2 separate regions of the Homo sapiens genome follow, and region 1 is linked to region 2. A link is a contact called in ENCODE Hi-C or POLR2A ChIA-PET data. All regions are on one chromosome and are shown on one strand. The core of a region is the stretch at or near the end of the contact, and the rest is flanking DNA. Distances in the headings are between cores, read along the strand shown. Region 1 overlaps SORT1 (sortilin 1). Region 2 overlaps CELSR2 (cadherin EGF LAG seven-pass G-type receptor 2).

Region 1 (3,699 bases), core at 723-3,222, 110 kb before region 2:
TGAGTACTCTACCCAATTTCCTTGAAATAACGAGGTTTCCTATTATGGTTGCTGGTAACAGGAATTATTCCTGTTCCTGTGTGAGGTCTGAATATTGTTCTCTGCCGTCCTTTCAGGTAATTATTTCCCTGGCCTCAGGTAGTTTCCTCACATGCGTGTGCTGATGGGTGTTCAGCTGAAGACTTGGTGGGGTGGCTGGGGAGGCCCCCTGCTCAGATCTCCAGAATTTTTTTTCTGTGTAAGTCTTTCTTCTCTAATCTTCTGCCCTGTGAACCTCTTTGGCCTCCCCAGACGATATATCAGCTTCCTCTCTTCAGTTTAGGAAGAACTCTGGACTCTGCCTGGGTGCCCCTCCCCTGCACTGTGCCTGAAATTCTCTCCAGGCAGTAAGCCAGTTAGCTGTAGGGTCCTCCTTGTTCAGTTCCTTGTCTTTCAGGAATCGTCGTCCTTTGTGCCTGGTGTCCAATATCTTGGAAACAGTCATTTCATATATTCTGTCGTTTTGGGTTTTTTTTTCTTTTCTTTTCTTTTTTGAGATGGAGTCTTGCCCTGTCGCACAGGCTAGAGTGCAGTGGCGCAATCTTGCCTCACTGCAGCCTCCGCCTCTCGGGTTCAAGCAATTCTCTGCCTCAGCCTCCCGAGTAGCTACCGCGCCTGGCTAATTTTTTGTATCTTTTTTTTTTTTTTTTGAGACGGAGCCTCGCTCTGTCGCCCAGGCTGGAGTGCAGTGGCGCGCTCTCGGCTCACTGCAAGCTCCGCCTCCCAGGTTCACGCCATTCTCCTGCCTCAGCCTCCGGAGTAGCTGGGACTACAGGTGCCCGCCACCACGCCCGGCTAATTTTTTGTATCTTTAGTAGAGACGGGGTTTCAGTCGAACTCCTGACCTCGTGATCCGCCTGTCTCGGCCTCCCAAAGTACTGGGGTTACAGGTGTGAGCCACCGCGCCCGGCCCATTCTGTGTTTTTGTTTTGTTTTGTTTTGTTTTTTATTAGCTGTTTCCGGTAGAAAGGTAAATGTGATCCCTGTCACTCCATCTTGACCAGAAGCAGAAGTCCACCCAGAAATGAACTTTTACATTTCATACTCATGTCTGTCATGGGGAAGTTAAGTGGGCCTGGCCTTATCCTTTTACTTGGGCGTCATCTTTTTCAAAACTTCATAAGTAGTTCTTAAAGAATTCAATATTTATTGCGTGCCCACTGTGCACTATGCTGTGTGTTAGCTGCTGAAATGTATGGGCTTGATTCCTTTACCAGATGGACCTCAGGTCTAGTGGGGAGGACAGGCAAGGTTCTTGTGGCTACAATTAAAAGTGCTGTAATACATATTTTGAAAGATCTAAGATGCCACTGCAGTGTAGAATGACATGTACGTTGTCTTAAATATTAGAAATGATTCTGGATTAGGATTGATGGCTTTGTGCTGACTTGTGAATTCTGTCTCCTAACCATGACCAGGTTGTCTGCCCTTTCCTGGACATCCGTATTTTTTTCTCCCATTGAAGTGGCAGGATTGAATCTGTACTCTTGGGTCCCTAGCTCTCCTGGATTTATCTCCTTTCCATATGACCTTTTCTTTCTGCTTAACCTTTGGGCCTGCTGTAACATCTCATTTCATTTTTCTTTTTTAACTTTCACCAGTATAAGAATGTTAGAGACTGAAATATTAAAAAATTAATTACATTTGCTATAGGTAGATGAGTTTTTCAGTGAGTTTGCCCATTTTCAAAAGCAAATCTTCATTGGTTATTTGGAGTGGGTGGGAGGGACAGCTTAAGGGCAGTAGAAAACCACAGTTTTGCTAGTAAATCTGGCCTACATTTCCAAAGGAACTCTTTGGATGATGAGTGAGGTCCATTACCATTTCAGTTGTTTCAGTGAAGCTGAGAGTTGCCGGTGACACGTGATAATCCTCCTCATTCTGTAGTTGAGCAATAGGAAAATGTGGGTAATGCCAGTCTGCATTGACTGGGTCGGCTGTGTAGAGCATTGCCTGAAAAGTAAAAGTTGCAGTCCTGATTGGCTCAAGACTGATATCTTACAGCCTGATGAAGACAACCACGAATTCCAGTGCCATAACTGATGGACTTTTTCTTTTCTCTTAGTTATGACAAGGACCTTCCTTGGAAAGATAACCTGTGTTTAGATGACTGTGATCTTAGCCCTTGTGATCTGCCTGGTGCTTGTGGTAGCTCTGGATGTTCCTGTTTTTCCTGAAGGACCTCATTGATGTCATTTCAGACACTATCCTCACTCAAGAGAATGTGAGGTTTTGCTATGTGTGAAATATCATATAAGACACACTGCTATGTCAGTTTTTAAGCCTCTGGTTTCAGAAGCTCTGGCAGCCCTACTTTTTCTCAGATGCCTGGCAAGCCTGCATGTCTGAATAGCCCTTCTTTCCTGCAGAGGCTGTGAGAAGCTCTGCCGAGCATTTGAGAGTTAACCATTATTTACGGAGCAAGACCTGCGTGAGGCACTGATTGTACTAACTTACAAAAATTGTGTAAGAGATTCTTTTGACATCAAAGGTACTTACGGTCCAGAGGGGAAATCACATACGTGAATTCGGAAGCCCATTCAAGACTGCAAGAGAAAATTCGAAGATAAACAAAACAGTTCATGTTTTGAGTTCTGTTTCTTTAGATTTCTATGTGGGATTGGTGGCTTGAGTGACCAAGTAGCTGGCATCCCAACCATTTATAGACATGTTCTATTTTGAGGTTGAGTTTGTGGTTTGGGGAGGATGTGTAATCATTTTCAACAAATGCTTACTGAGTGTGCAAAGTATTCCTGTGGAAGGCACAGGGAGTACCAAGAAGTATAAAGTTACATTCCCCAGCTTCCAAGGAGCTTCTCATATCTGGGAGGGCAAGGCATGTTTAAGATTTTAAAATCTTAGTAAGATTATAAGTCTTAAGAAAAAAGCATAATCATCCACATTTATTAGAAATATATACTGAACTATTAAACTGTCTAAGAAATGGGGCTTGGGTGGTGAGCATGTGGCCTGGAAAAGAGAAGGATCTTCACTCTTTGCTATATAGACTCTATATAGTATGTAATTTCTATATGGTTTGAAATTTTTGCCAAGTGCAGTTATTACCTCTTTGGAATTTTTATTTTTTTTATCAGTTACAAAAATTATAGAGAACAGACGATTGTATTAATACATATAATATTAACCTTGAATATCTCTATGTGGTAGGATTATGAGTGACTTATCTTTATTATGCGTTCTTATAATTGTCTACATCTTCTTTAATGAATATATATTATTGTATAAGTAGAGAAAGGAAGTATTTGAAAAACAAAACCCAAAACCACCTACAATGATTATTATAACTATATTTTAACATGCTTACTATATTTTGGATATAATATACCAGCTTTCCCTTTTTTACCTCCTTACTCTCACTGCAACTCTAGTAAGGTTGTTTTATTATTATCATTATTACTATTGTTATTAAATAAAAAGGTGAAACAAAGGCATTTGCTTCTTGCTTCTGCCCGTTGTCATTTTTGAGTGAGCTAGACTAGAAGTAAAAGGAATCCAGTTACGAACTTTTCAGCTATACTGTAAAGGATGCCCAGAAAAATTTAAATTATGTTGATTTGGTTACAATTACGCCTGCCAGTGTGGGCTATGATCTTTTGTTTTAAAGCATCCTAAAAATACTTTGCTATACCTTTATATTTA
Region 2 (3,899 bases), core at 219-2,718:
GTATGGCCCAAGGTAATTTGGGGGACACTCGCAGGTATAGCCATGGGGGGCACTGGGCTTGCGGGTACACACAGACTGGTGCTCACACGGGTTCAGGTCACACACATTAGTACAGTTGTCACCATAGTAACCTGGGACCAGAAGGACCAGAGAGGCTCATTCCCCCACCCTCCCCTGGCACCATCTTCCATCAAACCCTTCATCTGTTTCTTTCCACATAGCATCCTATCAGCTGGCTATGGCTTTGTTGTGTAGGCAACTAAGACTCAGAGAGGTGGTGTGATGCCCCATGCCCCAGGTCACACAGCAGAGCCAGCATGTGGCCCCAGGCACCTGATAACCTGCCCGTTGCCCTGGATCCTTAGCATACCTGGATCACAGCTGCAGGAATAGCTGTCCCAGTCGTTGCTGCAATAGCTGTTAGCAGGACACGGGTTTGAGTCACAAGGGTCAGGCAGGCTACAGCCTTGCTCCACGTTGATGCTCTCCCCATGGCTGGGATCCAGGCTGTTAACCCCCTCCGGCGTATCGCTCACCCGCACACCCTGGGAGGGACAGGAGCAGTGTTGCCCTCAGTGGAGCGGGGCTGCAGGTGGTGGGGGAGGGGATGGGAGGGCAGGGCAGGACACTCACCTGCAAACAGCCCCGAAAGCCACGGGCCACACCGCCGGCTGGCCCAGGTATTCCGCCCACTGTTATGTTGCTCAGGTGCAGACCATGCAGCCGGGGGCCCAGGTTGCCCTCTGCTCTCTGCTGCCCATAATCGAAGGACAGAATGGCATGGCCGGGCCCCCCGCTGGCTCCCAGTGCCAGCTGTGCATGGTGCCAGTCACCGTCATTGGCCCGGCCTGGCTCCAGACGGAGAGAGGAGGCCTGAAGCCCTGTGCCCTCCACGCTCAGCATCACGTGGCCCTCTCGTAGCTGACACCAGGAGGAAAGAAAACAGGGTCAGCAGACGGCCTTAATCACTGTTCTCCAGCTCACAGTTCCCCTTTCTGGACCATCAAACCCATCCCGCTGCCCAGCTGAGGCCATAGAGAGGAAAGCGTATTTATTTCCCTCAGGCCCAACAGGTGGCAGCATTGACCTTCCCAACGGATCCAGCGGCCTCTATATGTCCCCACCCCTGCCCAGGACCTGCCCAGCCACTTCTGTCCAGCCGCCTAGAGGCTACCAGGGCCCTATGGCCAGGCCAGGGCCAGCCGCCCTTCCATGCATCACCTGTAGGGTGATGGTGCTGCGCCCCCTGGTGATGGCCTGCAGCAGGACACCGTCGGCCTGGCGCGTGCGGAACATGAGGCTGAGGTACCAGGGTTGGGAGATGGGCAGCGAGAGGCCATGCCAGGCCACCAGGCTGCTGCCCAGGAAGTGCTGTGGATTGGCCATTTCTGGGGAGGCAGGAAAAGGCAGACTGTGACGGGTGGAGCCTCAGAGGGCCCTGGGGCTGTGATGCTCAGCGGTGGCGGCTGCACGGGAGGCAGAGCCCACTCCCCTCATCAGCCCCGCCCTCCAAAGTGCGTACCTGCCCTGGGACCGCCCCACGCTGTGCCCAGGCCTGCCTCTGACTGGCCCCTTTGTCTCCTGTGTTGCCCTTTCAGGGCTCTGCCCAGACACGCTTTTCCACCCACAGCCCCGCTCAGCAGAGCCCTGCCCAGTGCCTGCCCCAACCCTGCCAGTTCCCAGACTGTTGATGGCACCCAGGCTGTGGCCTCTAACAGCCGCCCCTCCTACCCTGGGCGCAGCTCTTGCCCCCAAAGCCCAGGGGGCACTCGCAGCTGAACGCGTCCCACTGGTTCACGCAAGTGCCCCCATTGTGGCAAGTGTTGCTGTCACACACGTTCTTCTTGGCAGGGCAGCCTGGAATGGAGAGAAGGCAGCTCAGTGGACCTGAGCTGGGGCTCTAAAGAGAAAGCCTGTGGCAGCAGTTAGAGAGGCCTCTGAGACCCTCCATTCTGGCATCCTCACACCAGGCACAGCCCCTCCTCTCAGCACTGGGATCCCAGCCTGGCTCCACCCCGGGCCCCCATACCAGGCACGGTGCCATTGTTGGCAATGAAGTCAGCCATGTCTATGTGCCGGCTGTCCACCTGCAGGTTCCGCATGCAGCCCACGAACTGCCGCATTCGGACTGGGAAGCTCTCGGGCAGGTCAGGCACCCCGCCTAGTAGCAGGGGCCCCGTCAGATCCAGAGACCTGGGGGAGCAAAGATGGTGGCGGCACAAGGGAGGGCTGGGAGCTTCTGGTCCTCCGCTCGCTCTGCCGCCAGGCCAGAGACACGAACGGCGTAGGCAGGTGTCCAAGAGGCCCTGCAGAGCAGTGCTCAGGAAGGGCGTCACCCCTACCTGGAACTGTTCTTGTCGAACACTCAGCCCCCTCCCCAGACTGCCCCACAGGGCCTTGCTCTGATTCCCCAGTCTTGACCCCATCCCCAGGGCTGAGCAGGGGCTAAGAGAGGCAAAGGGAGAGAGACCCCAAAAGCCCACCCTCTCCACCTTCCCTCCCTGCCTGGCCCTGCCCTCACTTCACCCCATCCCTGGCCCTTTCCCCTGCTCACTTCTTGCTGCCACCCTGGGTGCCCTGGGCAGCACAGGAGTAGTTGCCCAGGACAGATCCGAAGCGCAAGGCCACTCCTGTGTCACAGCCATCCACGGTCACCACAGCCACCTTCTGCTCTGATGGGCCCTGTGGGAGCCCTGTCTGACCCAACAGTGGCTGTGGACAGGAAAGAGCAGAGAAGGGGGACACTGAGTACAGAGCCCACTAGGTTCATGGCCAGCACACACTGGGTGCCTCTGTGTGCACCCACATGCCCAGACACACGTACACACATGCATATACACACACGTGTGCTCACGTGGTTTATGCATGTAACTACCTTCCTCAGTGTCCAAGTTTGCGGCTGCCTAGTGGAACAGAGAGCATCGAGCAGTGCCCAGTGGGGTGGGAATGCCCAGCAAGGTGGCACCTTCCCAGCCGCTCCCTTCCTCTCAGCCAGAAATGCCCTGACCAGCCCACCCAAGCCTGGAGGCAATGCCACTCAGGGCTGGGTAAGCACCTGAGGCAAGAACAGAACCCCCAACCCTCTGTGCCCTCCACACCCACCTTATTGTAGTATTTCAGCTGCACCGTATGCCACTGGCCATCACTGACTCCTCCGGGCACGAATGGGGACACCGTGGTGGTTGACTCCCCTGGGGAAAGGACCAGGTGAGCTGGAATGCCTGACGAGGGCTAGGAATGGCAGGGTTTGGGGTGCCAGTGGCTGGGGCTGGGCCCAGATTTGGCTGATAGAGTATGTGGCTTGGGGTCAGGGGCTGGAAGACTTGGGGCCTTTGGAAGATGGGCAAGGATGGGGGGCAACTGTGATCACCTGCAGAGAAGGTGAGCTGGACCTGCTCCTGGATCACCTCGAGGGCCACAAAGTCATGCTTCTCATTGAAACGCCCATTGTACAACAGCAACCCGTCGCGCTCCTTTGTGGCAAACCTGAACAGGAGTTGGGGATGGGGGCAGGGAATGGGGTACCCACCTGGATGCCAGCACCCCCGCCACCTAACCAGCGCAGGGGAGGGAGATCTGCTGGCAGAACCACAGGCAACTCCAAGAGCAGACCTGGCTCTGCCGGCAGCCTGCTCCACGCTTTCACTGCCTGACCTCTTACTTCAACCACAGAACAGGAGGCACCTCAGATGCCCACCAGGCCCACTCCCCACCCCCAGTGCCCAGCCACTCACGAGAGGGCCAGGGTGAAGTGGAAACGCTGGCGCAGGCCGCGAAAGGTGATGAAGGAGTGGGCGGGGAAGCTGCGCGTGGTCACCTGGCAGTAGGGCTTCTCGAAGTCTCCAGATGGGCAATCGCACTTGAAACCGCCCACCAGCAGGTTGACACAGGTGCCCCCA

Evidence for each region. A loop is a pair of places that touch in the nucleus more often than their neighbours do. ChIA-PET counts read pairs that join two places held with the same protein, here RNA polymerase II (POLR2A). Pooled maps may share reads with other maps.
Region 1: a loop to region 2 is called in a pooled map, with 2.8 times the contacts of the local background. The contact joins two enhancer-like sites. A Hi-C loop is called at or near these places in 1 of 168 maps with a recorded cell type or tissue (ACHN) and 4 of 50 pooled maps. POLR2A ChIA-PET finds 5 or more read pairs at or near these places in 5 of 52 experiments (A549, H1, HEK293T and 2 more).

What each region holds. Positions count from the first base shown.
Region 1 is chr1:109,369,889-109,373,587 of GRCh38, reverse strand. All of the region lies in intron 1 of SORT1 (sortilin 1), which reads left to right. Among named protein-coding and RNA genes, the nearest start is that of SORT1, 26 kb to the left of the region's middle. Within about 2 kb of position 1,972, at least 12 of the 41 ENCODE cell types and tissues checked have a DNase peak (open chromatin) inside an H3K27ac peak, as active enhancers do.
Region 2 is chr1:109,261,100-109,264,998 of GRCh38, reverse strand. CELSR2 (cadherin EGF LAG seven-pass G-type receptor 2) reads right to left here. Exons shown (of 34, transcript NM_001408.3): 3 at 3,735-3,899; 4 at 3,371-3,486; 5 at 3,103-3,191; 6 at 2,555-2,712; 7 at 2,030-2,193; 8 at 1,732-1,857; 9 at 1,222-1,388; 10 at 634-921; 11 at 371-545; 12 at 1-131. Among named protein-coding and RNA genes, the nearest start is that of CELSR2, 14 kb to the right of the region's middle. RefSeq lists enhancers at 274-1,256, 3,693-3,899 and a silencer at 1,234-1,283. Within about 2 kb of position 1,468, at least 4 of the 41 ENCODE cell types and tissues checked have a DNase peak (open chromatin) inside an H3K27ac peak, as active enhancers do.